2 separate regions of the Homo sapiens genome follow, and region 2 is linked to region 1. A link is a loop called in an ENCODE intact Hi-C map of the cell type or tissue named here. Cell type or tissue: ovary. All regions are shown on one strand. Each heading gives the region's core, and the rest is flanking DNA. Links, peaks and the distances in the headings are about the cores only. Region 1 has its middle 190 kb from the start of MAF. Region 2 has its middle 250 kb from the start of MAF.

The links. Peaks named below come from ENCODE experiments on the same cell type or tissue, not always from the same donor. Only the 100,000 strongest peaks of a DNase experiment are listed, where the experiment ranks them.
Region 2: a loop joins it to region 1, with 3 times the contacts of the local background. A loop is called at or near these places in 2 of 110 quality-filtered maps.

The regions. Positions count from the first base shown.
Region 1 is chr16:79,398,723-79,414,186 of GRCh38, forward strand. It overlaps a transcript of MAF not described here. Among named protein-coding and RNA genes, the nearest start is that of MAF, 190 kb to the right of the region's middle. In ovary, for the core only: no CTCF peak of the experiment used is centred there; no DNase peak of the experiment used is centred there.
Region 2 is chr16:79,339,403-79,354,866 of GRCh38, forward strand. It overlaps a transcript of MAF not described here. Among named protein-coding and RNA genes, the nearest start is that of MAF, 250 kb to the right of the region's middle. RefSeq lists a silencer at 556-756. In ovary, for the core only: no CTCF peak of the experiment used is centred there; a DNase peak (open chromatin) is centred at 7,960.

The sequences.
Region 1 (15,464 bases), core at 3,015-11,014:
CAAATCTCCCACATCAGCCTGCCCTGCTCAGCTAGGCCCCTCTGTCTGGCATTCTCTTACTCATTTTTTGCACTTCTCCTACTCAACCCCAAGACTAGGTTCAGATTCTCTCCCCAGTTGAGCTAGGCCAGGCATTCTCTGCCCCATTGCAGGCTTGGTTCAAGGAATACATCCTAGCCCCATGGCTCCCTGGAAGAACACATGCCTTGCTCCATTCTGATTGCCTGCAGTGTTGTCCATCTCCCTTACTGGACTGTGGGTTCCAAAGGGCCGGGAGAGATTAATCTGCCTCTCAAGTGCCCAGTTCTTAGCATTATGCCTGCAATAGGCACTCAGTAGACAGACAAGGACTGACCTGGTCAAATCCCTGTGACGTTGAGAGGCAGTGCTCCGTGGGCGTTGGAATGGACAGACCTGCCATTGAATTCCTACTCTAGCCTTGAGTAATTATAGGAAACTTTCTAAGTGCTTTGTCATCCTGGAACCTCAGGTTTCAGATCTATCAAATGGGAATAAAGATAGCATTATGGGCTGTGCTAAGGAGGAGGTGAAAAAATTCTTTGTAAAGTGCTCATGACAAGACAACTATATATTAAGTGCTCAATTATTATTATATCATCATCATCATCACATGTCTTGAAAGGAGGGAGCACTGCTCACCCTTTGTTAGTTAAAGATGGTTCAGTAGGGTTGGCTGGAAAAGTATTCTTCAAATTGACTGCAAAGTAGAGCTTTGGTCCCCATAATTTAGGTGATAATACTGAGGCCTAACATCATGGCTTCAGCCTAGTCAGAGGGCAAAGAAAACTGACACCAATTCCTTGGGTTGTTTTCCATTTTTCAACTAATTTTAAAAAATCAGGGGCTTGTCACTGATACGCCCCAGCCAGGGAGGGGTGTTTTTGAGGGATAGAAGAGGGTAGAAAGAACCAATGATACAGTTTCCAGAGCCCTTGAGCTAAGAAACATAACCGAGATCAAGGCATCAATAACATAGGAAGGCGGAATCATGCACCTGCTGTCTTACCTGGCTATCAGGTAGAAGGGGGTTACCAAAGCAGGGTGAAGATTCGTCCCAGCTTGCCCATGATGGTGCCAATGTGTGCCTGTATCCTTACTTAATTATTCATAGTCTCAACTTTTCATCTCTAAAGGATCCTAGTTGGACAATAAATTACGTGGCCACACTAGTCGAAGCTCACGTGGGTTAGTACCTGCCCAAATGTAAACTTAACCCTGGCAAAGACATCATAACCAAGACCACCATTTCAACTAAAACCATAATTGTGAATAGTAATGGCAGTACCCGACACAGGTCTAGAGCAGTCTATTTTGCCTCCAGGGGAGAGTTGACAATATCTAGAGACATTTTTGGTTGCTCCAGGACAGGGTAGTTGCTATTGACATCTAGTGGGTAGACACCAGCAATGTGGTTAAACATCCTACAATACACAGGGCAGACCCCACCACAAAGAATGAATTGTCCCAAAATATCAGGAGTGCCACAGTTGAGAGGCCCTGGGCTAGAGAACATCCCTTTGTGGCTTGGGGTGGTAGGGTAAGGATCCGAGATCAACCATTTATTTTCAAATTCTGACTACAACTTGTGCCAGTTGGGTGGCCTTGGACCATTTCTGAACATCACTCTGCACAGGTTCTTCTTCATCCCATGGAATAAGGAGAATTCCAACCCCACAAGGTCTTAGGAAGATTTAGTAAACTACGCCCTGTTGTGCTCATAGCACAGTGCCTGGCCTGGTTAAGTACTACAAACATGAGTTGGAGTTTATACTTCTGGGGAGCTCTTTGCTATGCATCACGTCATTTGTTTCCCAGGCTCCTCCACTCTAAAATGGGTAGAAGAATACCCCCTTCACGGGTTTCCCAGGAGGCGAAAGAGATAATCTGTGATCAAGCATCTCCTGATTGGGATCTGACTATTCCAGACCACTCTGCAAAGTAAACAGGTCAGACATTATCTCTGCCTGCAAGGCGATTTGATAGAGACCCTATACCCGGAGGCAGGAGCCAGGACTCCTGGCGCCCAAGTTTTGGCCTTGGCCATCATGTTTGTGAAACTACAGCAGTCGACTTTCAACCTTTTGTTATTGGGAATGAATGTTGAGAAATGGCCTGGGGTATCTTCCGGGGAAGGAGGAGCTGCCACTCCAGGCCCAATCCTGTCCAAAGTCTGAGCAGCTGATCTGCCTGTCACAGGGAGAGGCATGATAAACACAGCAGGGCTCACACATACACAGGCGTCCAGCCCTGGGGCCACAGACTCTGTCCGCTGATAAGGAGTCTTGGCCTTGTTCTCAAGAACTTCACCAGGAAGTGGTGAGGTCGGCTCCCTTGGGGCTTTGAACCTTGCCCCTCACCATCTCCCAAGGCCCTGCTTCATTTGGGACAGGGCGTGGCGCTGGGTCCTCACTCCTGATCAGAGACCCCCTTGCTCCACTGCCTATTCTCCCGCGTGGATTTCTTTAAGCTAAGTGCATTTCTTGATTTCCTTTTTCACTCCCCAAACTACCTGTGGTGGTTAACTCTGTTTCAAATAGATTCCGATTTAGTTTTTCTGAGCACTTACTGGATACCAGACACTGCCTTGCCATTCTCTCATGGAACTCTCTCCTAGACCCCATGAACGGTCATCCACTGCCAACTCCAAACAGGAAATGCAGCTCAGAGATGTTAAGTAAGTTGCCCAGAGTCACACAGTCTTCAAGTGGGAAAACTGGCATTTAAACCCAGGGTCTACTGAGAATACACTTCATATATTTTATTGGAGCAGGGAGAGCTCCTCCCTTTAAATTGTTGCTCTTTCTACAAAATAAGCCAGTCTGGGACATTAAATTAATTAGTGGAAATGTACTCATGAACTTTAGAGAAAGAAATGATGCCAGGGTACCACTCTCACATTCCAGTGTGTACCCATACAAAATAATAATAGTGATAATAATAATAATCAATGAAATTTTCGGGCCGTGTGGTACGCAGAATACGGAGACCAGAAGGGAAGCAAAGCAATTAGTGGCTATCATACAAGAAAGGGAAGACAGAGTCTAGGACAAGAGCTGCTGAGATGACAGCTGTGAGATGAAATGTGTATCCCCAAGTAGGAAGGGGTTTGGCTAGGGTCATTGATGGTGGTTGGCTGCCCTGGCTCCAGGCCTGCCGCATGCCCCTGCCATCAGTCAGCTCATTTAATCTTTACAAAACCCTTGAAAATGGGATGCTATCATTACCCCCATTTTATAGATGAGGACCCTGAGGCCAAAGAGGTTAAATGCCCAAAGTCACACAGCTACTAAGTGGCTAGAAACATGGACTGTGGGATCAGAAGAATGGGAGGTTCAATTCAGACTCTGTCATTCTCTAGCTGCCTGAGGCTAGCAGCTTAAGCTAGCAGAATTGCTGAATTTTTCTGAGCCTCTGTTGACCTACCCATCAAATGGGGAGTGTGGCAGTCCTCTCTTCATAAGACCTTTAGGAAGCAAGTGAGGATTAAATAAGATCATGAGCATTTGCTTGACACAGTATCTGAAGGACAGAAACAATGGGTAAAAAAGGCTGTTACCCAGGGTTTAAACCCAGGTGTGGGTGAGAAGGAGAGAGAAAGCGAGCAGGAGACAGATTCTGCTGGCTTGGAAATGGGGAGCAGGAAGGCCCCTGCTCTCAGAGAGTTCAGGCCCACACCTAGCCCTTTCAGAGGCTACAAGCATTCTTCCAGGGGCCTCTCACACTTCCAGGCCCAGGTGGCCACAGGGCGCATTCCTGGAAAACACTGGGCCAGTGGGTGTGACGGGGGAGAGGTGGGGCGCTGGGTGGGGCCTGGCCTACCTCCAGGAGCAGGGCTGGCGTGCAGGCTGAGGCCAGAGGAAGGCCAAGGTTAGCCAGCCCAGCTCCAGGGGAAAGGTTGGAGGTGCCAGGGGTGCGGTTGGATAAAGGCCAAAGGGCCCAACTGCTTGGCAGGGCAGGTTTCTGGAGCCCCCATGACTGGCACCAGACCAAGAGGGACAGGGATTCATTGGCAATGACGCTGGATTAGGACACTCTTTCCTCTTGCTCTGTGGAGGCTCTCACTGTTGTACCTGCCCATGCCTGGGTGTCCATGGGGGAAGTTCCAAGGAGTAGAGGAGGGAAACGTCTCAACCCACATCCTTCAGCTGAGCCCAGAGATCATGAATGGGGTTGAGCTGGGCACATGTGGAGGTTGTGGAGCCTTGGGAGTCCTTGCCCACCCATGGTTACCCTGTTCTGGCATGGAGAGGGGCTGGGCCCTGGTTGTGAGCAGACCTGGGTGAAATCCTGCCTCTCTCATAATGGATTTCAGCTCTTTGATGTGGCAGATGACTTCACCTGCATGCCAGTTCTCTTATCTGTGAAATGGGAATAACTGCAGTAAATGCCTCGTGACATCATCGCATAATAGCCAGCACCTTCTGGCATGTCGTTCAATGCACCAGACTTTCTAGTGTATCCATGTTTCCCGCTAAAATGTATGCCCATCAAAAGCAAAGACTCTGTTCCATTCAGCTCCCGATTTTCTGTAGCTAAAAGAAGCCCTGGAGCGGTATAGGGGCTCAGTGTATGCTGAGCAAATGTATGGGTAGAAATCACAAGCTCTCGCCTGGGTTATCAACCTAAGAGGCGAAGAAGAAAGGCAGCCCAGAGTGCTTGAGACAGCCTCAAACGCAGAAAGGTCTCAGCATCAGGATTGCTCCAGTATCCAGGGCAGTGGATCAAGTGCCCGCCCCTCACTTCCCTGCCTCTGTGCATGCCCACTGCCAGGAACACCCTCTCTGGTCAGTGCTCATCCTTCTCTTTGCCTCCCTTAATGCCACTCTTTAGGTTTCAGCCCACATTCAAGCTCTGCCAGGGGCCTTGCCTGACCCACGAGGCTGGGTTGAGTTCCTCTTCACCTCTGGAGTCTAGCAAGGCTCACACCATGGTGAGATTATTTACTTGGTCTCCTATATGGACTATGAAACTTGAGGGCAGGGATAGCAACCTAACATAGGAAAAACATACGATCTATATTTCTGAACAAAACAGTAAATAAGAGGGTGGCTCAACAACCAAAGGTCACCAACGACATCACAGGGACAGCACTTTGAGGCTCAGATGGATTTCACAGAGAGCCTTTCTTTGTGGCATGGATGGCTGGGGAGGGCGAGAGGCATGTCTTCCTTCCATGGTGCTTCTCTCCTGGAAAAGTTGAGAGTTTGGGCAAAGTGGAGGAGGGAAGTAATAAAACAAACTCACCTCCGTCCATGCAGTGTGGACCATGCATCACCACGTATTTCTAAAAACATTTAGAATTTGAAGAAACCCTGTGAAACACTTTCCACCTTGATCTGTTTCCATTTTTAACCAGAACCTACCAGTGAAGATGTCCGATTTGTAGGAGCCCTTAACATGCATTTTACCGTCTGGATTTTCTTTTTTTTTTTTTTTTTTCAGATGGAGTCTCATTCTGTCTCCAGGCTGGAATGCAGTGGCACAATCTCGGCTCACTGCAACCTCCGCCTCCCGGGTTCAAGCAATTCTCCTGCCTCAGCCTCCGGAGTAGCTGGGACTACAGGTGCCCACCACCACACCGTGCTAATTTTTGTATTTTTAGTAGAGACTGGGTTTCACCATGTTGGCCAGGATAGTCTCGATCTCTTGACCTCGTGATCTGCCCGCCTTGGCCTCCCAAAGTGCTGGAATTACTGCGTGAGCCACCACGCGTGGCCTGGAATTATTTTTAAAGCATTTTCCCCTTGAAGAGCTAGAGAATGGGTACATCGAGGAGAGACTGATTCTTGACAGGTGTCCTGAGACCTGCACTTTACTTACCGCATGGGGTGCCGCAGAGTCAATGAATGACACACATTGAAATGACAAGCGCTTCAATCTCTCCTTTTTTTTAAATTTTTTTTTTTGCAGCCTGAATACTACTTATTCTTAACTGTGAGTGAGACTGGGTACGTCTCCCCAGTGGATGACAGCCATCACAAACCGAATTTGTGAAACCCAAAAAGGGAAATCTCAGACTGACATAGGCGTGTAAACTCAGCTTCCTGGTTTTCAGCGCCACTGAGGGGTGGCAGCTAATGAAGCAGCAAGTCCCCAAATGTATTTTTTCCCCATTACAAATCGCTCCCCTCCTTCTCTCTCTCTTCTCCCCAGACACTTACAAATTCACTCACTCCCTCATTCTCTCCTTCAGCATGTACTTATGGGGTGTTTACAGATTACAGATGCTGTTGGTTAGTACCGAACCACACAGGTGTCACTGTGTCACCGGGTACTGGAAGATTAGATGGTGAGTCCCACATGCTGCTCCAGTGTTCCTTCTTCAGCGTGGGTGACACTTTGGACTCAATGATCTCGAATACTCCCATATGCAGCAGTATGGCAGTAAATCCATGTCATCTAGGAATCCATCAGCACTCTGAGGGATTTATCCTAGGACCCCAGGGGAGAAGGGAATGTCCAAAGGATGGAGGGGCCATTCTGAGATACTACCCTTTGAGGTGTCTCCCTATGTTCTCATGAAGTCTGAGCAAGAGGTTCTGGGCACCTACATGGGGACATCACTTCATCCTCTGGGTGAAGAAATTCACTGACCTGAGCCTCACAGAAACAAAGTTTCAGATGATCTAAGAAATGAAGGACTCCCAGAAACCTGGAGAACAACAGGCTGCATTACAGACTCCTATTAGTTGAGAAAGTAATTTACCATCTGAGGTGACAATGCCACTGAACAACTTTCATTGTCTATGTAAACATGGGGCATAGAAGTCACTTCTTCCTCCTTGCTCTCTTGTCCCAGGGAGGAAAGCATGGTTTTGACCCACACCGTTTATCCCTTCAATTCGCCTTAGTGCAAAACACACAGTAAAGCTGATTTTTCCAAATAGCAAAACATTTAGGTCCTGAAGAAAGACTTCGAATGTTCATACAGATCTAAGTTGTGACCTTAACTGTAGTAAAAAGATCCATCCTTTAGATTATCAATGATCATAACTAATAGTCACTGAGCTCTTGCATTATCTTATTTAGTCCTCAAAACAGTGCAAAGAGAGGTAGGAGGTGCTCGCCTCATTTTGGAGAGAAAGAACTTTGGACTTCAGGTAGCAGATGCCACCCGTCAACCATCTCATTTCCTCCCAGGCTTTCCCATTTCAATGCACACCATTCACACTTCCAACTGCCAGCATCATCAGTATCTCACTGCCCACGGCTTCTTTGGCTGCAGAAGCCCACTCTGTTCATGGGTGTAGCAGGCCAGAAGCCACAGAGTAGCCCTCAGCCAATGGCTGACTGGGGTTGGTGTATAAATACCCCAACTCCCTCACCTCTGAGGCTCATGCTTTACATTGCCTCCCAGAGGTCCCCAGTGAGATTACTTCCAATTGCCCACAGTGACCCATCCATGGCCTTTGGCTGTTCCCTGCTGCTTTCCCTACACGCCTGCAACTGCTTCCCAGGATCTCCTTCCAAGTCAATTACTTGCCTTCATATCCTGTCTCAGGGTCTGTTTCAGGCAGTAGCCAAACCAAGACAGAGTGGTCTGGCACGTCCCCAAGGAGCATAGGATTCACATGGTTTCTTAGTCTCTTTGGGCTGCTATACCAGGATATCATAGACTGAGTGGCTTATATCAACAGAAATTTATTTCTCACAGTTCTAGAGGCTGGGAAGTCTAAGATCAAGGAGCTGGCAGATTTAGTGTCTGGTGACACTGAATTTAGGCTGGCTTCCGGGTTCAGGTTCATAGATGGTGCCTTCAAGCCATGTTCTCACAGGGTGGAAGGAGCGACCTCCCCAGGGCCTCTTTTAGAAAGCCACAGATCCCAAACATGAAAGTTCCACCCTCATGATCTGATCACCTCCCATAGGTCCTACCTCCAAATACCATCACATTGGGGGATAGGATTTCAACATATGGATTTGTGGGGAGTGGGGCATCAACATTCTGTCTATAAGAAGAGTCAGATCTGAGATTTGACTCTAGTTTCCTATGACCCCAAAGCCTGTGTTTTCAACCGTAAAACGGATGCATTACCTTATGGTGCTCCAGATCTCTTTCTGTACATGTGCCCAAGAAGGGCAGAGCCGCTTCCTGCCCTTCCTGGGACAGAGGAAGAAAGAAGACAGTGGACCTGATGAGACTTGCCCCACATCCCAGAGCCAGTAGGGGCTGGGCACTCTCCTAACTCCTTGTCTGATGCTCTCAGCAAACCGAACAGGCAGACTTCTGGAGCTGCAGGGACAGTAGGCTGCCGGCGCGTCACACCCAGCCGGGAAAGAAGCACCTAACTTCTCCCGATTTGCTCAGCCCACTTCCAGCATGTGCTAATATGCGAGGTTGGCACCAGGGAGGGTGTCGTCTGGCAGTGCTATCCTTCATATGGAACATTAAGCTGAGGTCCTGCACAGTCCTGAACATTAACCATCCCCTGGTACCCATGAAGAAGAGCTACGGGTTTTATTAACCTCGGTGTCCTGGACGCGTTGCGCAAGGAGTGCCATCATTAACCCACCTCCAGACGGGGGACAGGGGCCTCTTGGCTAGCTCTGTTCCAAGCACGCAGGCCCTACGAAATGCCATCAATAATTTAAGGAAACTACCAAAATGTGACCATAAAGGATATAACTTCACCTCAAGGATGGTGATCCATAAAGATTTTGTGATAGTAAAAACTGCTCTTTGTTCTGTTACAAGCCCTTTGAAAGTTTCTCTCTCTTCCTCCCTCTTTCCCTCTCTCCCTCTGCATGTGTGTTTTGTAGTGGGGGTGAAGTCCTGTAATCGTGTTCCTGCAATTGGGATTTAGCTGAACTCACGGTTTAATTATTCCTAACATCATGGCCATGGCACGACCCATTAACAACAGCTCAGCCTGTGTTAGGAAGTCCCCCTGGTAATCTCAGAAGCACATCATATCACTCATTTTTTTCTTCATGTCAGAGATTTTTTTTCTCTACTTCCAGACATATGGCTTCATTATAAAAATGGAACAAGCACAAGAGCACCCCTCCGTCCTGACACAAGTTGAATTTAAACAGAGATCCAGTCGAGCCGCCCCACGAAGCCAGGTTGCTCGCGGCTTCGTTTCATGAATGCCTCAATTCCTGTGCTGGTTGATGCACTTTTAATTTGCATCCTTTATGCAGGCTTACAATTTGCAGCTGACAGACAAGGAAAGGGGCGGGTTATTTCAGGGCCAGGAATGAGTATCAAGGATCCTAAGAGAGGAAATTCCTTCTCAGAGGGAGATCGACCCTCATGACAGTTTTACACATGAAGAGGCGGGCGCCATAAGAGAATGAGTGATTAACTACATGTATTTGGCTTTTTACCTTTCAAAAAAAAAAAAAAAAAAAAAACCTAAAGGCGTGGTGGAGGGATGGTTAAAAGCATGTGCTTTAGCTTCAGAAGAACTGGGCTAACATCGTGGCTTTTCTTTTCTTTTCTTTGTTTGAGATGGACTCTCGCTCTGTCACCCAAGCTGGAGTGCAGTGATGGGATCTCGGCTTGCTGCAACTGCCACCTCCCGGGTTTAAGAAATTCTCCTGCCTCAGCCTCTGGAGTAGCTGGGATTACAGGTGCCTGCCACCACGCCCAGCTAATTTTGAATTTTTAGTAGAGACGGGGTTTCGCCATGTTGTTCAGGCTGGTCTCAACCTCTTGACCTCAGGTGATCTGCCCGCCTCAGCCTCCCAAAGCGCTGGGATTACAGGTGTGAGCCACCGCACCCAGCCACATTGTGGCTTTTCTACTTATTATCTCATTGACTTTTAATAAGTTGCTTAAGTTCGCTGCACCTCAGTTTCCTTCTCTGTAAACTGGAACTAATAATCTGTCATAAACTTTCTTCCTTCCTTCATTCTTGCCTTCCTTCCTTTCTTCCTTTTTCTCATTCTTCCATCCTTCTTTTCTTTTTTCACTTCCTTCCTCCCTGTTTTCCCCTCCCTCCCCTCCATCCCTTTCTCTCTCCTCCACTCCCTTTTATTTCCTCCCTCAAATAATGTATTAAACACCTACTGTATTCCAGAAACTAAACTAGATACTAAGGATACAGAAAAGAATAAGGGGAATCCCTGCACCCAAAGGCTTCATTCCAGCTTTGTTAAGAAATCAGATGGGGGGTCATATAAGAAGCACTTCTCACATTAAAAAGAGTTATAGAAAAAAGAATATTTTTATTGTAACTGTAGAAGTAGGTATTTTTTACTGCTTTTTTTTTTTTTTAAATTAGGATTGCACATAGACCAGAGTTTTCAAATTGCGTGTGTCCCCACCTACCATAAGGGGTGGGTGGGTGGGGGAGTCACCTAGACTACAGTGTGAACAGCACCTGGAGTTGTGTAGCAGGACGGCATTGGAAGGATGATCAAACAAAAGGTGTCCAGGTTCTCCTCCTCACTCTCAACCTGAACAGAAACTCTTTTTAGGCGCCTTATAAATTGGGCTTGTATTCTAGGGATCCACTTCAAATAGAAAAAAACAATAATATTTGAAATCTAGTGATCTTGGGGTTCAATAAATGCCTTTTAACTGAGTCAGCGATCCAAACGTTGGCATGGAAAGGAAGTCGCGCTGTTTTCTTGTTTTCCAAGAAATCTGTACAAGAAGACTCCCAGATAGCTCTGTCCTTATTCTGCACACTCAGAACATTTTCAATTGAAGGCTGAGAGACATCTGTGTTTCTGAGCCTGCCAGGTGTTTGTGAACCCTGTGTAGCCCACTGGAGCTGAGTTCAGCTTGCTCGATAGCTTGGGTCCAGCATTTCCCATGACAGGAGCCCGTGTCTTCACATAACAACTGCTGGGCTCTCTTTGCAGGCCCGAAGCCCACCCAGGAGGAGTGATTTGATTTACACGGAGTAGTAATAACCCTCAGCCAAACCCAGCTCACTGAATCCCTCTGTAGCTCCTGGCATGGTATAAACAGCAACGCTCAATTGCCCAGAGGGTTGGCTGCAGCAAAACTTGGGGAGGAGGAAGAGGGTGTGAACAGAGACAGGAGAACAAACTTAGAAGGCCATCCCTACTCTACAGAGGCTAGATCAGTGCTGTTCAGTGGATCTTCCTGCTAAAATGAAAATGTTCGATATCTGCACTAATCCCATAGCCACTAGCCAAACGTGGTGACTGAAGCCTTGAAGTTTGGCTAGTACGACCCCTAAACTACAGTTATTGTCAATAACTTAAAATTGTTAAAGTGAACTAAATATGGCCTGAGAAAGACTCCATACCTCTATATTTGAGTCCTTGTGGATGAATTGCAACCTAGCTTAATAGGTACACAAGATTGAAAACCTAACTTAGGAGTATGCACCTGTAACCACAGCAGAGTCTTGGCGAATCCCAGTGGCCATACTTCAACCACTCATACACTGCTGAGTGTTCAAACTGTGTTCAAATAAGGCAAACATCGAGCTGTAACCAATCCAGCCGTTCCGTACCTCACTTCCGATTTCTGTACGTCACTTCCCTTTTTTTGTCTATAAATCTTTTTCCACCACATGGCTGCGCTGGAATCTCTGTGAATCTGTTGTGATTCTGGGAGCTGCCCAATTTGCGAATCTTTCATTGCTCAGCTAAACTCCTTTAAATTTAATTCGGCTGAAGTTTTTCTTTTGTCAAAGTTAAATAGCCACATGCCATTAGTGGCCATCATATTGAACTGAGCAACTGCGAACACACTCCAAATTTCTATGAGTAAATCAGCTCATTGCAGAAGATCATTTCCTATTCAATTCACCTATGTGGTCCACAGATAATTAGTGTACCTTCAGTATGAATCGTGCCCTGCGCTGGGTACATATGTGGAAGGAAATACAAAGTTAGACAAGTCCCTGATCTCAAGGAGCTGCTCACATTCTGTTGAGAAGGTCAACCATGGCAACCAGTAACATGCATGGCTGTGACATGGGATGAGGGCAAAGAAAAAAGAGTAGAGTGAATGCAGGAAGGCTGCATGGAGGAGGCAGCATTTGAGCTGCTCATATAAGGTTAAAGAGTTGTTCATCTTCCAGAGAAAGGAAAGAGCCTGGACAAAAGCTTGAAACCATCGTGTGACCATAGATGGCAGATGACTTGTAGGGGCTGGGGTTTGGGTGTGAATCAGGCCTGATTGGAGGCAGAGAGGCCAGAGATAACCCTTTGCATAGAGGTGGATACCTGACAATGAAGGACCTTACGTGATGTTCCAGGGAGGGGGGACCTGACCTGAATTTAGGATCCCTTGACTTTTCCTTAGATATCGGTCTTAGGGACCTTAAATGCCCTCACTAGTTCCATCCATTTTTCCTTCCTCCAAGACCAGCCTGAGTACTGCCTTCTGCAGAGACTTCCTTTGATCTTGCCTTTATTCACCAACTCCTCCCTTGTCCCATTTTAGTTTCCACTCCCCAGTCACTATTCAGGTGATTTTCCATAATGTCCTTGATTTTGTTCGCCTTGCAGTTTTCTCACAAGACCTCGAAACCTTGGTGGCTGGGACCTCGCCTTTCTCGTTATTTTTTGTCCCTCAAGCATTCAAGACAGGTGCTCAGTAAATAACCTCTTTGGTGAATTAATTGGGTTTTCTATGTCACATCCCTATTGACTTGGACATGAACATCATCTAAATAATTCTAATTCCTGTATTATGAACACTTGAGTTATCTGCCCCATATCCATCCCCTGAACCTTTTATTTTGTGTAACCAACCTCAGTGTCATTCAAACAGGCCTCTGAAGCCTGCATGACAATGAACATTGGGGAAAGCCCTGGAAATGTTTGCAGGGCAGAAGATGAGAGCCCTGCAGGGGTCTGTTTGGGCTTCTTTTCATCTAAGTCTGGTGACTTTTGCCCTGAGTGATGGAGGCAACCTATAAATTGAGGTGAATCACCTCAATTACAAGTCATTACAAGATTTAGCTGTGTGATGCCAGACATCTGGCCAACTCCAACTACTATCTTTATTTACTGAATTACTCTGTGCAACTTTCTAGACACACCATGATTTGGGCTCCCCCAGGCTTTTCCTCTTGCTGCTCACTCTTCCTGCATGTTATGCCTTTACCCACAGAGCTATTCCTCTTCCAGATCTCTACTCTGATCTTCAGGTTGTCTTCCTCAACCACCCAGGCAACCTCGGCACTCATTTCTGTGTTTCCTCTGCACCCTTTAAAAACATATGTAGTAGGGTCACCAGAGAGTTAGATGAGATGGTGTCTGGATGGTATGAAAGCTCCATAAGTGGCAGTAGTGTTGCTGTTGTTACCAGTACCACGATAATGACTCACTTTGTGCGACACCTTGCTTCCCTTGTGCAGACTGAGCACTTAGTACACGTCAGGCAGAGAGTGAGTGTTTTCTAAATGATTGAAATATATGAGGATAGTCTCAGATGAATGAGCCAGGCCTTAAGATTCACAGGCCTGTGACTGGGGGTAATTTAGAAATAAAACATGCAAGTACAATATGGCAAAGATGAGCTTTCAGGGAGGCTGATGTCAAGAGCACAAGTTCACAACGGTGAGGTACAGTTGTGTTCAGATAAAGGGCCAGTTGACACCCTAGAGGGTATGATTACCGTGGTACCAGGTATGTGCAGGTGGCAGATAAGCCACCATGTGGAGGTGTTGGGGAAGGGCCCTATTGGCTTTAGGGTCCCCATGTCTGTGTTTCCTCCATTGTGAGTAGTACACAGCCTTGACAGACATTGGTTGAAATCCCAGCCCTATTGCTTGAATGTTCCATGAAGTATCTAAATCAAAATTTATCCACCTGGGCACTGACATTTGGGCTGGGTAACTGTTGTAGGGGCTGTCCTGTGTATTGCAGGATATTGAATAGGATTCTTGGCCTTCACCCTTTTGGCCACAGCACCTCCCTCTCAAGTTGTGGCAGTTGCGCCCAGTTGAGGAGCACTGCTTCAAGCTAAGCCTTGGTTTTCTCAGCTATAAAATGGGGATCGCAGTTCCTGTAGATAGGCTCCAGCAGTTGTTGTTAAGATCAATGGAAGTAACATGTATGAAAGGGCCTACTCCAGAGCTTAAAGCTGTCCTAAAGGACAGAGGAAAGACAACCCTCCCCCATTCACACCCAGAGCGTTCTGGGAGGCGGCACTAGAGATAATATGGGAGGAGGTGATCCATCAGTGCTTGTCCTGAAATCTCACAAGAGTCAGCACCTTGGGCTTCGCCTTGCCCTGTAGGTATGTAAATAGGGGATTATCAGGGTCAGCATCTGTGAGAGTTAAAGCAGGAAGTCCTTACAGCTTCCTGTAAAAACACAAGTGACAAACTTGGATAAACAGTAAGTAGAGAAAAAAATATTCCTATATTATTGCCAGCCCCAAGAAGCCTCTCTCTCTCCTTTTCTTTCTCATAAACTCATACATACTCCCCAGGACAAGTTGTGACATAAAACAGTTGTTACAAGCTTCCATTATGGAGTTAGATTTGTGCTCCAATTCCAGCTCTGCTACTTGTGAGCTGTGCAGTTTTTTTTTTTTTTTTTTTTTTTTTTTTTTTTTTTTTTTTTTTTTTTTTTGAGACGGAGTCTCGCTCTGTCACCCAGGCTGGAGTACAGTGGCGCAGCCTCGGCTCACTGCAAGCTCCGCCTCCCGGGTTCACGCCATTCTCCTGCCTCAGCCTCTCCGAGTAGCTGGGACTACAGGCGCCTGCCACCTCGCCCGGCTAATTTTTTTTTTATTTTTAGTAGAGACGGGGTTTCACCATGGTCTCGATCTCCTGACCTCGTGATCCACCCGCCTCGGCCTCCCAAAGTGCTGGGATTACAAGCGTGAGCCACCGCGCCCGGCCGAGCTGTGCAGTTTTGATCCAGTTACTTTACCTCTCTGAGCTATATCTTTCTCTCTTTAACCAGGGATAAAAATGAGACCTACTTCATAGAGTTATTATAAGCATTAGATAAAATAACATATGTCAATAATGTATGTATTTCACACACAGATAATCTCCATTGTGGGATCAGGTGCCTGAAACCCAGGAAATACTCGAGTAATATTAGTTATTTTCCTTCTTAGTAATAATATGGTCAGCAATCTTTCCGAAGAGGCAACCCCTACTCTGCCAGGGGAAGGGTGGTTTTGTGGGGTAAAGCACATTATGATAACACATCGTTCATTCGAGAAGAAAGATTGGCAAAAGTAGGCCACATTCCCAAATCCAGTGGGGAATCAGTGAGTGTGCTGAGATGGAAAGAGGATGAGCTTTGGGGCCAACACACCTGAGTTCAGATGCTGGCTCCATCAGTAGCTGGCCAAATGCCCTCAGCTGTCTGAGCTCACAAATCCATCCTTCCTGTACCTTTTAGGTCACTGCCTAGTCTAGTACTGCCTTTGCCAGCTTGGTGGTTGAGGGTGTATACCTCATACATTCTCTTACTTATCCACTTAACAAACATTGGCTGAGCTCTTGTTCTTTGCCAGACACTAAACCAAGTGTGAGAGTGTC
Region 2 (15,464 bases), core at 4,815-12,814, 58 kb before region 1:
TCTCCTTCTGCTGGCTGGGTGCAGATGCCATTGAGGCCCCAGAGGATAACAGACCCACACATGAAAGAAGCCTGGGTCCCTGAATCACTGTATGGAAGAGAGCCACTCTAACCAGAAACTCCTGATCAGACTCTTAGGGGAGAGAGATAGCTTGTGTTAAGCCGCTAAAATTTTGAGGTTTGTTTTTTATATAGCCAGGACTATTCTAACTAATACAATACATTAATATCAGTCATATAGTGTGTAAAAAATAACAATATTATTTGTTATTCCTTGTTTGTTGTTAGTGTAATAAACACCATAGAAAGGGAGAATGCAGTACACCAGCTTTGCAATTACTTTTTACACAAAAGAAACAAAGTACAATTTCAAGATGATTACTTTTCACCAGTCTTTAAAAGAAACTTTTAATCAGCCAGCCCCTTAACAAGATTATCTCTTTGAGGTAAAGCAAAGCCAACACTGGATTTCTTGTCTCCCCTTCTCCGCTAAAAGCATCCTGCCAAGTTCTAACTGCCATTATTTAGCAAGTTCTTCAATTTAAAAAGTTACCATCTACTCACCGTCCTGGCAAAGCTGTCAGTTGCTGAGAAATGGAACACAGCCAACTGATTAGTTTTGATGGACTGCAGCGTGGAAATCCAGTCTGTGTCACTAAAGTGCCTGTTCATCCAATTAACCAAATTACTACGGGGAACTCTAGCCAAGTGCAATACTTAGTGGACGGCTGTTCCGGGAGGTCAGGGACGGAGGAGGAGGTGATTTTATCAAATACCTGCCCCTCCTTCCCTGTCTTTGGTCCAAAAAGAGTGTTAAGCAGAGATAACAGGAGAGCAGCACCTTCTCTACCTCTTCCTGCCTGCCTTCAACACTTTGGTGTCTCTTCAAAAAGATGCCTTGTTATTATTGTCACGATGATGATGATGAGCAGCAGTATTGTTATTTTTAATTTAGTCATGTAACACAGGCTTTTAAAGCACCTACTTTATTCTCTGCTATATTCCCAGTGCCTGGCATAAGAACATAGGTATTCCCAGTGCCTGGCACTGGGAATATAGCAGAGAACAAAGTAGTCAAGGCCATGCCTTTCTGGAATTTGCATTCTAGCAGGGACAGAAAAACAGCCAACAGCAAAATTTTTCACACTTGCCACTCCACTGTTGGCATTTGGGATCAGATAATTCTTTGTGGTGGGACATTTAGGAGCTAAATCTCAGACAACTTTATATGCAAATCCACAGAGTGGGATCTCTACCTGGAAAGTGATAGGGAGACATCGAGTATCTTGCTCATTGTAGGGTGGGGAGCAGCATCCCTGGCCTTGACCTCCTAGATGCCAGTAGCCCATCAGCCACCGCTCCTGAGTTGTGATGACTAAAAATGTCTTCAGGCATTGCTAGATGTCCCCTGGGAAGCAAATCGCCCCCTCATTCCCCATCTTCCATTGGGAACTACTATTCAACCATTAGGCAAATAACTAAATTGCTAAGTGGGTATGATACACATTAAAATCGATAGAAACAGGATAGCAAGACAGAGGAAGATGGGTGGTCAGGTGACATTTAAGATGGGACCTCAAGATGAAGAGGGACCAGCTATGCAAAGAGCTGGAGAAGAGCCTTCCAGGCAGAGGGACAAAGGGACCAAGGCCTGCAGCATGGAAGGAGGCCGGAAGCAGGAAGAACCAGGTGTGATGGAGCAGAGTGTAGGGGCAGGTGTGGGCACACAGTGGGCTGGCAGAAGAACATAGGTACAGGTTCTGGGTCTTGTCAACAAGATAAGGAGTTTGGATTTTATTTTAAGCACAAGAAGGAGAGACAATGTAGTGTGGGTAGGTGCTGGAGCCAGATGCCCTGTACCTCAGTTTCTCCATCTATATCACAGGGACAGCAAAAGCACCTGTCTTGTATAGCGCTATGGTGAGAATTAAATGAGCTCATGCTGTGAAGTGGAACCCCCAGCTTGGTACGGAAGCTCAGTGGCTACTCAGCGGGCTACTGGAACCAGCTCCTGAGAGCTGACTTCATGCATCTCTTCTCAACTCACACCTCTTTGGTATCTCTTCTCAACTCACACCTCTTTGGTAGATTGATTTGAAATTAGCCACAGTGGAATATTTACATTACAGGAATTGGCAGATGCTAGAAATCAGGGTTCTTCCCCACCCCTGGAGTGACTATATAGTTCAGCATTTTCTAGCACACTGCTGGTCATCAGCTATTATTATTAGGTTGGCTATTGAAGACTTTTGAGTAGAGCAGCGTCATGACTTTATTTACATTTTAACAATATAACTCTGGCTTTGGTGCACAGAGTGGATTGCAAGGTTGAAGGAGGAGTGGAAGCAGAGAGATCAGTGAGCAGGCTGTGGCAGTCATAAAGCCAAGAGATGGCCACTCCCATCAGATGCTGATGGGTGACTTGGAGAGTTGAGACTCATCCTGCAGAGAAAGTGATAAACTTGCTGGTGGATTGGATGTGGCAGAATGAACAGAACAGGGATGATGTTTGTGCACTTAGCAGCCAGATGGAAAGTGATGTGATCTCTCAACCACTGCTACTGCTGCTGCTACAACTATTATGAACAACAACAAAATTTATGATTGCCTTTGATTAAGCACCTACACACTGATTATAGATAACATCCACTTATTTCTTTGATCTTCAAAACACCGTGAGAAAACTACAGTTAGAGTTAGCCCCATTTTGGGTATGTAACACCGAATCTCAGAGAAGTTCAGGGACTTGCCCAAAGTCACCCGGCAGGTAGGTGGCACACCCGGGGTCCCAATCAGCTCTCTCCCACTTGGAAGCCCATTCCCACCACACAGCCTGCTTCACTTTCTTTCTATCTTGAATCTGCTCTACAAGTGCCCCTTGCCAAGAAAGAGGGCCCTCGTTGCTCTCCAGCGTCTTTGGGGTTCACATCCAGGTGTGTCTTCACAGTGTTGCATAAGTAAAGACATCCAAGAGGGGCTGCAGCATGAGGCAGTTAAAGGGGCTTGAATCTTGGACCCCCACTTTTTAACACTTCTCCAAAACTTTCTGAGCCTTTTTTTCTTTTATCAGATTTGTAAGGATTCCAAGAGGTGGCCCTAAATTTCCTGGGCAGGTAATCATTATCAACATCATCCCAATCATCACCGTCACCATCTCCATTACCATCACCATCACCATCACTGTCACCATCACCATCATCATCATTGTCACCATCACCATCACCACCACTGTCACCATTACCGTCACCATCACCATCATCATAACAAAATTAAGATCTGTTGAAAGCTAACAATGAAATAGATACAATACAAAACATCTTACTATTGACGCCTACTAGAATTCTGTGAGGTGGGTCACGTTACTAACCCAAAAAATAGATGTAAAAAGCAAGGCCTAGAAAAGACTAAAGAAGTTGCACAGATCACATGGTCCATGCATAGCAGAACCAGAATTGAAACTCATTAAGAGTTCATGGGGTTCTAGGCCTCCAAAGCGTTCGTTCTTACAGTTAAATTGCTCTCCTTACCATTAATTGCTTGAAAAAAGGAAGATGTGCAAATCTTCTCTGGTAGTTTTTTTCATCAACGTTAGAAATATGAGGTTCTTACAGAAAAAAAGTCCTCTTGACACTACCTGATAGTCACCTCAGCTAGCTGGAGACTGTGTTGGAGGCAAGAGAAAGTTAAGACTTGTCAGAACAAGCGAATGAGGTACAGGAGCAAAGAGGCATTCACGTCCCTTCGGGTGACATTGTATCATTCATGAAATAAATGTGTCCTGGTGCCACAAATCTAAGACTATAGCAAATTCTGCCTGTAGGATCTAATCAGCCCCAACCCCCCCCCAAAAAAATCTATGTGTGTGCTCCAGTTCTTCTCTTCCTGGTTATTTCCTCATGAGTGTCTCGCAGCATAGAAGAGGACTTCCTATGTTAGCCTCTGACTTGAGCATCTAGACTGTGAATGACCTCTTCAGAAAAGATGCAACGAGCATATTTGGAACTGGGCAATTGTGTCATATTATTGAAACCCACATCTGTGCAGATAACCCTTGAAGTGTTCCACGGAGTCCACAAAAAATTATACACACCACCACACCAACCATAATCGTAAATGGAAACTTTTTTCATTTTGCTTGAAAACAGATTGCCTGGTCTGTATCATTATTTGTGCCAGTGATATCGATACTTTCCTTGGCTTAGAGACATGCCTAAAGTGATTGTCGTGAATGCAAATTTTGTGGTAAAGGCCATTTATATTAGCAGACTCCTGACTTTTCAATCAATAATCTGTAAAATGTCATCTGGATTATGTCTCTCTTTGGATTATTTATTAGTATTCTTCCTGCTACAAACAGGATGGCAGATTTTTCTGTCTTTGGCAACAGGTCTGAAAATTTCTAAATGGTTTATTGACTTGGTCTTCCTACCCCCCACGGTCCCCTGCACACTCTGTTTTTTCTTGATAGACAACCTCAGGGTGTGGCTCTGACAGTTAAAAGCAAAACTGGACTTCCTAGGTGAAATCAATGTGATGTTTGCATTTATGCATCCTCTGAAAACTTTGAAATGTTCCTATCTGCTCTCTAGATCCTGGTCCAGTGAGTGTCATTTGCTCATCACAGAAGTATCTGCATTCAAAAGAAACTCTGTGAGCATGACCTTGAGGAGGCTTCCAAGAGCTGATCCAAGGAATTTCCTGACACTCCCTGGAAGATGGAAGCTGGTGTTTGCTACACACCTCCTAAGCACTCTGCCTCTCTAGGAGGGATGAAAATTGCATCTATACTGCTCAACAGCCCAGGAGTTAGGAGTCCTTCTATTTACTTTGCAGGTGAGGAAACTGAGGCCCCAGTGAGATTAAATAACTCACCTGAGACTACCCAGCTAGTAAGTGACTAAGGGCGATTAGACCCAAGTCACTGACATTCTTCAAGATCGGGGCTTCCCAAGCTCATATCCAAGTCTGGTGGGTATAAATCTCTTGGGGTCCTAGTTAAGCATATATCTAATTGTCCACAATGGGACAATTTTGAACCTGGAAGAGGGCGCTCTTAATAACTATGCTTGGACAACAGCATACATCAGGACTGTCCCATACAATCCAGGACATAGGTTTAAAGATACTGCCTGAACTAAAGATAGATAGGTTTCCACGTCCCATCTCAGACACATTCAATCAAGTCTCTAGAGGAGGCTCTTGGAAACTGTCTATATAATAAGTATCCCAGATGACTCTTATCATTGCAAAGAGCTGTCCGAATCATAGTTAGCCACTTTGAAGTCATCTAGAGAGCTTACTGAAACACTGATTTTTGGGTTATACCATCCTGTTTATTTATATTAGGTATGTCTGATCTGGTGCTCAGAATTTTGCATTTTTAACACATGCTTCCAATATTCTTGCTAAAGGTAGAAATCATTGTCAAGAACATAAGGACCGATTTGAAATGTAGCCTTCCATTTTGTTACATTTAGAGAGGCAAATCCTCATAACTTTAAACAAATGTATTCTATTCTTTTGTGAAGAATGTAATTAAAAAGAAGGAATATTCTCCACCACTCCCAGGCTGTTGTGTGACCTCAGGGCAAGTTACTTTGCTTCCCTGTGCCCCAGTTTACTTAGATTTACAAAAGGAATAATAATAGGAATATTTCAGTTTAATGAAAGTGTTTAGAATCATGCTCAGCATGTACAAAGAGCTCAGTAAATGTACCCTAACCGTTATTGTTTTCACTTGTACCTCCTTTTTCCCTAACCTGCTGAATGATTTGTATAGTCTTCTCATTTGTCAGTACATTATATATTACTTGATCTGATTATAATATAATGTGCTTCCTAAACTCTTGACCACCCTATTGTCACCTAACTTCTGGTCATCTTTTGTCACTCTGCTCAAAATCAATTTTGTTTAATCCTCATTTCATCCAAATTTGTCCTAAAATACAATGGCGATAAGAATTTTCTAAAATAATAACATGCTAACAATAAAAAGGAGAAAGAACTTGTATTCTAAAAACTGGAAAAGACATCATTAAAATATTTTTTTGGCTAGGTGTGGTGCCTCATGCCTGTGAGAAATTTGGGAGGCTGAGGTGGGTGGATTACTTGAGGTCAGGAGTTCAAGACCAGCCTGGCCAACATAGTGAAACCCTGTCTCTACTAAAAGCACAAAAATTAGCCAGGCATGGTGGTGGGCACCTGTAATCCCAGCTACTCAGGAGGCTGAGGCAGGAGAAGTGCTTGAACCTCGTAGGTGGAGCTTGCAGTAAGCCAAGATCGCGCCACTGCACTCCAGCCTGGCAACAGAGCAAGACTCCGTCTCAAAAAAAAAAAAAAAAAAAAAAAAAAAAATCTTTAACTTGCTTTATAATGTCTCTATAGTATTCCATTTTAAGTGTATATCATATTTTAGTTAACCAGCTGCATATTGCTGGAGATTTAGGTTGCTTTGATGTTTGGGTACTGTAATTATTTGTTTACTTATTTTTTTTTTGCTTTGATTAGCTATAATTTCCTCTAGATAAAGCCAAAAGAATAATTTTGAATTTGATCAATTTCATTCTGTTATGAATGGAGTTTGAAACATAAATCAGCAGCTTTTCTACTATGTTTCTCCGATAGGGCTCATTCTTTTTTTTTATACTTTAAGTTCTAGGGTACATGTGTACAATGTGCAGGTTTGTTACATATGTATACATGTGCCATGTTGGTGTGCTGCACCCATTAACTCATCATTTAGCATTAGGTGTATCTCCTAATGCTATTCCTCCCCGCTCCCCCCACCCCACTACAGTCCCCGGTGTGTGATGTTCCCCACCCTGTGTCCAAGTGTTCTCACTGTTCAATTCCCACCTGAGTGAGAACATGCAGTGTTTGGTTTTCTGTCCTTGCGATAGTTTGCTGAGAATGATGGTTTCCAGCTTCATCCACGTCCCTACAAAGGACAGGAACTCATCCTTTGTAATTCTTTCTCACCTCAATTTGTTCTAATGAAAAACAAGGCCAAGAATTGGCTACAATGAATACTGCTAAAAAATAAAAAACAAATGATACTCTGAAATCAGAAGAAAAAGGGCGTCATTCTTTGTCTAACGGCAAAGAAAAAAAAACCTTTCTCTTTCACATTTAAATCCAAATAATGCCCTCCAAGGCATTAGTCTTCAACCTCAAGGATAGAAGAAGGATTTTGAAGGTGATGATGGATGGTTTTCATTTTATTATTTGAGGTGAAAGTAAGTGTTGTGGTGGATCTACACGATACCAGGGAATCCATATGTCTTCTACACGGGGTGTGAGCCAGTACCCCATATTCATAGTTATACTGCATATTTGTAATGGAGACTGAAAACAACAAGAACTTGACAGGGGCATCACGTAGAGATCTATTTGCACATTTCTGATGTTTAAATACCCAAATACCGTCCTTTTGCACTTTTTTCCTACATGGAAGGGAGAATTGGCAGATGATGCTGTTAGCATTTGATAAGATTTAACCTGCAGTCAAAATAATCCCATTAGGTTTATTTTTTTAAGCTCCTCAATAAAGTAAGACCAACATTGGGTGTGACTGGTTGGAATTATGAGGACAGATACACCTGAATCTGAACTCACACTCAGCCAAATGGCAGCTGTGTGACCCTGAGAAAGCTCCTTAACCCAGCACCTAGTAGGGGATCTGGCACGCAGAGGGCTCTCAACAAATGCTTCCTGTTCTTGTGAGAAACTGGCCAGGCTATTTCATTTGCTAAAATCTGTGCAGCCACACAGAACTTCCATGAGAAAGAAGGATTCTTGCTGGAGGAATAGAACTTTCCGTTTTGACTGCAGCTGCACGTGTGGGCGTGCAGATGTGAGAGTGAGAGGTGTGCAGACCCAGGCCTCCCTCTATGCAGGGCTCTTGCCTTCCAACCAGCTCACCCCCGGGGCCTCACCTAGTGAGTGGGTCACAGACAGCAGCATGCGAGTAGCAGCGAGCCAGGAGTCTCGGTCATACCATTTGCATAGCACGTTAGAGTTGACAAGGAGCATCGGCTCCAAACCCAAAGCGAAGCTGTTCCCTGGATCTGTTTTAATGGGCATCTGCGACTTTTGTCCTCAGCACGGCTGGAGTACATCTTCTCTGACACGGCTCCCAGCCCTCCCTATTATCGAGAAAAGTTCTTGCGCTTCGCATGCACCGAGCGGGGAACAAAAGCGGCAGGGGAGGTGTCAGAGAAAGATCTGAGCCGGGTTTATAAATGATATGCTGGCAGTCAGCTCCGCCGGGCTGGGGACAGTCCGGCCATTATCAAGGTCCAGAGGGGTTGAACTGGCAGGTGGATTCCAGCTCTGTGGCACAACCCGGGCCAAGAGCTCAGGGATCTCCTAACTCCTGTCTTAGGTACCAAGTCACCGGTCATGTTACCCCAGAGGTCAGACTCAGGAACCATGGATTCTTTTGTCCCAGGCGAGAACAGTGGGTCAAGTGCAATCACCTTTGTTTCTCTCCGTGGTGGAAGAAAGGGATGTGTGTGTATGAGTGTGCGTGCATCTATATGTATACATGTATATATAATTTTTAAATTAGGGAGTGAAGGAATTCCACTCTTTTTAATATTGTCCTTTCAATGATGTCTCTATTTGCATAGTTCGATCCTCTTTCCCTACTCAGCGTCAACATTAGTGTGACCTTTTCCTGCTAATTGGAAAATCGTACGGAAATAAACCCTGTCAGAAAATGAGAAGTGACTCCCCCTTTGGATGGCCAAACGGCCTCAGAGGGGGAAAGAAGTTCTGAATTTCTGTTCCTTTTGCACACACTGCAAAATCTTTATTACTTTGGAGAGCCTTGAAGCTCAGTAATGCTCCTCCAGTGCAAGGCGGAGTAAATAAATTTCTTCTTATGACCACTTTGGAGAAACACACAACCAGATTTACTCAGCAGGGATAGATAGTGGACAGGATAATGAAGACAGAATAAGAATATGATCGGGGTTTACAGCCTCTTCTGTCTCTTTAAAGAGTTTTAATCCTTCAGAAACAGGATACGGGGTCCATTTCCTTAAAGATACAGTGTCCCTTCTGGGACACGTAATGTTATAAAAAGCTAAGATGTAACATCTATCTCGCAATATTGATTGGCACTTTAGTGTGATAAAAGGGGTTGAACCTGAAGGGGAAAAGAGGAAAAAGGTAACTGAGAATTACTCTTTGAAGAATTCAAAGTGTCCGTATCATCATATCAGGCCAAACTCCAACGACGGGGAAACAAAAGCATGGCTTGGGCCCAGTGACATCTGCCTGCATGGCGACATGGTCAGGGCGGGTTTCAGGGATAACTGATTCACCTCCATCTGGAAATGACTGTGTTTTGAAAAGCAATTCTAGTGATTCTTATGTCATATTCTGGTGATTCTGAAATTAACTCAAAATGAGTCAGGGCAGATATTCTGATCCATTCTCGAGGGGCTAAATGGCAAGGTCCTGTCTCATGAGAGGTGTTGTTAAGCGTTCCGGTGACCCAGCTGGTTGACCTCAAGGCCCTAGATCTGGTGAAGTTGATTCTACAGACCCTCTTGTGTGCCCACCATCACTCCCCCTGCACCTGAGCCTGGTCCCTCCATTGCTCTTCCCCCAGATGTGGTGATTGGCTGTATCTGCAGCAAATGATGACAGCTAACATTTGTTGAGTACTCACTATGCAACAGGTGTTTGCTAATTCTCATAACTTCAGTGGCGGGGTTATTAACTCAGTTTACAGAATAGAAAAAGGAGGCTCAGAGACGTCCTCTGCCTTGCCCAAGGGCACACAGTGTGAAAGGGCAGCAGAGCTGGGACTCAAAGTAAGTCACCCCGAGTCTGAATCCCATATTGTCCTACTCATAATGCCCAGGTCAGGCTCCTAAGAGGGACTTGAGGTTGTCCTCCTGTGATGAGGCATCCAAGACCCTACACCTTCCAAAGAACCCCGATCTCCTTTCTATTTGTGGAGGACCCCAAGTGTTTTCTAGCTCATCTGTTTAGAAAGTTACTTCTCTCTCTAGACCAAATACCCCTTCTCTCTTGTACATCCTATCAGGAAAATGCAATGAGGTCATTGCCAATTTCAAAAACAACTACCTTACAACCCATTCGGGTTTCACTCTGGAACTAACCACCAGCAGACACCAGACTGACCTGGGTCTGCTCAGGAACATACGGCCTGCCTCTCCATAGGCCTCCTCACCCAGAGGATAGCTGCTGTCTGTGCAGGAACCCAGAGGATCATGCCCTTCACACATGCTGGGACTAGGGGGGCATTTCGTGGTGATGTTTGGCTTCAGTTTAAAACTCTCTCTTGCTTTAGGCCATGAACACCTTTTACACCTGTCTTGTCCAAGATCCTCCTTGGGCTGCTAGCTAGATTGAAAACCTAACTGCTTGCCTGTGCGTTGTGAAAGGCCCTTTGCAATCTGCCTTCAATTCCTCTCAGCACACCATATTCTCCCTCAGTAATTCCAAGCACACACGCTCTATGCTCCACTCATACTGAACTTTTCATCGTTTTCCAAAAGTATGGCACCCTTCAAAAGTCTTTGCCTTTGCACTCTGGTTGGCTTTCCTCCTTTAAGGCACAATGAAAAGTCACCTCCTCCAGGAAGCTCCCCAGGACTGCCCCAGCCTGAATCACATTATGTATGTACATCTCTGCTCTGGCTTCCTCTGGCCCTTTAAACCTTCTCCCCAACCCCAGCTCTTGTCAGCAACCTGTGTACAGATGATTTTTCATATGTGCCCTCTCTGTCTCTCCAAATGAGGATTTGTTAAAGCATGGACTCTATGGACCTAAACCAGCTATGCTTGTTGGTGAAATGAGCAGGCGAGTAAGTTAACCAGCACTTCTAAAAGCCCACTATGTGCCAAATCAGCAATAGGCCTTGGAGTTACTGACTCATATAGAACAATCCTTGACCTTAGAAATCTGTCTGCCTCAGGCGAGTTCTGACCCCAGCAATAGGATTTGAGTCTCCAGCTGTGGACAAACGAAATTCTATAGCAGATAAATGACACCATTGCAGATCCTGGCTGATTGTCCACCAAATCATTTTCTTTTCTTTCTGAGCACACCGCTGGACTACCCTTTTCCAGCCCCCTTTGCAGTTAAACGTGATCACCTGACTGCGTACTCAACAGTAAGCAGAAGTGATATGCATCCCTCCAGGCCCCACGCTGAAAAACCTCCCGCTGCTTTTCTCTGTCCTTCCCAGCCAACAGTGGGCTGGAGAGGGTTCCCAGGACCCAGTAGAGGGCAGAGCCACAAGATAGAAGAGGCCTGGGCTGCTGAGACCCTGGGTATGGGAGGGACCCTGCAGGGACCTGCCCTGGGAACCTGTTCAAGCAGGCATTCCAGCCTTCAGTGAGCAAGAAATACAAAGTTGAATGTGTTAAGCTCCTGGAATGTCAGAGTTGTGTGGTACAGCAGGTGGCCTGCCTAACAGTGAGAAGTGTGTGTGTGTGTGTGTGTGTGTGTGTGTGTGTGTGCGTGTGAATACAAGGTCTCTTAGACTTACTATGTGCTCAAGAGGAAACCCAGATGATCTGAGAAGGCCTGGCCCACATTCTTTTTTCACTTGCAGCTTCCAGGCTTGAGAATCCTACAGACACACTGGCCACTTCCCGGGGAAGCCTGATCCTTGCTCTGCCTCTCCATCAGCTGTCATACAAGTGGCATGCTCACTTGAAATGCTGCTTCACGATTGAGTCCTCATTTTGGAAAGTGACTACATTCTCTGTGGGGTTCAGTTTCTCTTTTTGCATTTGGAAAACTCTCTTGGCTTGTTTATCCGAGGACTGCAAAGCTAAACAGTGGGGCTGCCTTTGCTCATCCCTTCCTTGATGCCCCAGAGAGGTGTGTTGCTGAACATAGTTAACAAGGAGTAGAGGTAGCTCTCTACTAAGTGGGAAAGGCCTCCTGCTTTGGTGTTTGCAGAAAAATTCTCAGCACATCTGAACGTGGTCCTCCCACCTCCTTGTGTGTTCAGGGTTCATGCTCCAGGCTTGCGGGAGAGAGGTTTTATTGTTGTTGTGTCATTTTGTTTTGTTTTTAGTGGCAGGGTGCTACAAACTAGGAAGTAGCATAACTGTGACTTTAAATGCTGCATCTCTATGCAGAATGATCACCCAGAATCTCAGAGTCACAGAGACCCAGAATCTCAGAGTCACAGAGCCCAGAGACCTCTGAATTCCAGAATCTTGGAATTGTGGATTCAGGGACACTTGGAAACAGATTTTTTTTTTTTAAGCAGTATCCAAGGCCACTAGTTTCTGGGGCTTCAGCAACCAGAAAGCCCATTGCCCACCCCACTGAGGTGTGGCAGGAAGTGACATCCCAGGTTTCCAGTGACAAGTGTCGGGCAGAAGCCTGGAACGGCAGCCTGAACACACAATTGTTGCCTCAACACATTGCTGGGAAATGTGGCAGCTTCACCATGGATGGGCTTCCTCCAGGGCTGCCTTTTTCACTTTGTTACCCCTGGAAAAAGTGCAATGACACCGAAAAAGCCAAGCCACTAGTTTTTCACACCCCAAGATAAGCATGCCGGGACACCATCCAGTGATGGAAATGTCACCGTTGAGATGACATCTCTCTTTTTGGCCCTGGTTCTTGCCTCTGGATCTGGGCTGCCCAGAAAGGATCTGTCCAGAGCTCTGTCCAGGACTAGTTCTTAGGGGAGATGGCACCTGCTTGAGGGACCTGGGAAAGTAACTGAATCACAAAATGTTCTGCCAAGAAGCGGAGGAAGCCACACCCTCAACTCAGAATTAAATCATCCTTTCAGCTTCAGGAGGGTTTAGGGCCAAGCTCCGGGCAAGAATAATGTCACGGGGAGACTCTTTTACCTGTTTCTGTCAATGCAAGACTCCTTAGAAATAATCACGTATTCCACGTCTTCTATAATTATAGAGGGTGCTCTGGGGCACTTGGGTCTCCATGTTGGTCCATGGCTGGGAGTAAGGAGGTGTCATAGCACTGAGGTGGGGTCAGGGTGGATGCCTGACGTTGCCTTTTATGAGCTGTGGGAATTTGGGCAGTTTCTGAACTCCTCTAAGCCTGAGAATTGTTGAAGGAATCCCATAAAATAATAACAGTTAATATCCATGGAGCACTGGGTGCTAGAAATTGGGCTACATATCACCCCAATAAACCTCAGCAGCTAAGTTTATTTATATTTTTTAACAGATTTAACCAATGAAGAACCAATGCCCAAGAACCCTCAGCTAATAAAAAGTAGAGGCAGATAGAACCCAGTCACTGGCTTTCAACCAAACCAACAGGGCAGGGCTTCTCGGCCTCAGTGCTATGGGCATTTGGAGCCACATAATCCTTTGTGGTAGGGGAATTGTAGTGAATATTATAGGATGTTTAGCTAGATGCCAGTAGCACCCTCACCCAAGTTGTGATTACCAAAAACGTCCCTAGACATTGCAAAATGTTGCAGGGAGGTATTAAATTACCCTCATTTCTGAACCACAAAAATAGATGGAGAATCAAGTGGGATATGGTGCCTGGAACATGGAGTATCAACTCAATATATGTCAGTATAATTCAAAATTTGTAACTTTTGGCTTATAACGAATGTCAAGGGCTGCGAGAGAGGGGAGAGAGACACAGTGATAGATAGAGATGCCAAATCAGTCTTCTCTGACTCCAAAATCATACAAAAAAAAATGAAATTTATAAATGATGCAAACTCACCAGGAATTTTTTTTTTTTTTCAAGACAGGGTCTCACTCTATCACCCAGGCTGGAGAGCAGCTGCGCAATCTCAGCTCACTGCAACCTCTGCCTCCCAGGTCCAAGCAATTCTCTTGCCTCAGCCTCCTGCCTCCCAAGTAGCTGGGACCACAATGGCCTACAACCACACCTAGCTAATTTTTGTATTTTTAGTAGAGACAGGGTTTCACTATGTTGCCCAGGCTAGTCTTGAACTGCGAAGCTCAAGTGATCCGCCTGCCTCGGCCTCCCAAAGTGCTGGGATTACAGGCTTGAGCCACCGTGCCTGGCCTCAAACCAAGAAATTATTCAAAGTTATTTTGAAGTTATGAGGCTAATGGTCCCTCACACACTTGATGGCATGAAGTGTGCTACATAATATGATCTCCGTATCAGGGGAACGGGCACTGAGAGTCGCCGGTAGGGAGGAGCGTCATCTGCATAGCACCTGTTGTATATCATGTCCTGCTAGGATCCTGGTGTTCCTGGACTGTTTAATTCCCCTAAGAGCCCTGTAAGGTGGGCTGCTATTTTTCTGCCTTTGGAGAGGAGGCAACTGAGGTCCTGAGAGGGTAAGGGACTTGGCTAATAGTATACAGTCTGCAGCCCAGACAGGATTTAAATCAAAATCTTTTAGACGATGGTCCTCACTCCCTGAAGGAAAAAAGAAAAGCAGATCTCAAAGTCTTATTTAGTGTCTTGTGGATGGGAATGATCATCGTTAACACCTAAAGCCCTCCTTCAGTGTTTTCTAGACCCACAAACCTTTCTGGGGATCACTGCACACTTACCAGCATGCCATGGTCTTCATGGAGACCAGAGATAAGTGGGGTAGAGACACATAAGCAGATCATTTCTTTTTCTTTTTAAATTTTTGAGACAGAATCTCACTCCCATCACCCAGGCTGGAGTGCAGTGGTGCCATCACGGCTCACTGCAGCCTCAACTTCTGGGGCTCAAGTAACCCCCCAGTTCAGCCTCCCAAGTAGCTTGGACTACAAGTGCGCACCACCGTGACTAATTTTTTTGGGTTTTCAGTAGAGATAGAGTTTTGCCATGTTGCCCAGACTGCTCTCAAAGTCCTGGCTCAAGTGATTCTCCTGCCTTGGCCTCCCAAAGTGCTGGGATTACAGACATGAGCCATGGCACCTGGCCACAGTAAACAGATGGATTCAGTGGAAGGTCAGGGATGCAACAGGAGAGGAACACACGAGATGGTGAGGAGCAAATAGGAAGAAACCTAGTTCCTGGAATGTGTCTGCAATTCACCATTATGTGTGCTGGGTGACAGGCACACAGGCCACATGTACCTTTCGGCCATAGTGGGAGTGGGGACAGAAGCAAATCAGGGGGACTTCCCAGTAGAGGGGAGAATGGGTGAGATTTGAAGGATGGAAAGCACTGAGACTCAAGAGAGAAGTAGAGAAGGTGTAACTGGCCAGATAGCCAGGAATTGCAACCATTCCAACAGTTCACATCTCCTTGTAGGGACAAAAGGGATTGGTACTGGGTGATAGCAATGTGCCATTTTATGCCCATTTGTCCAAGGAAAAACTGTCCTGCAGGACAAAACAGTTCTCCTTAGGTGTAATTTAATTAGATCCTCTCCACTTTGAGCGGGATTTCCATGCCATCCTGGAGCCCAGAACCATGGAAATGATAAAGCTGTCTCAAAAGGAACAAGAATTGAATTCTAGTGAACACACACACAGAAAAAAATAACAATCCCA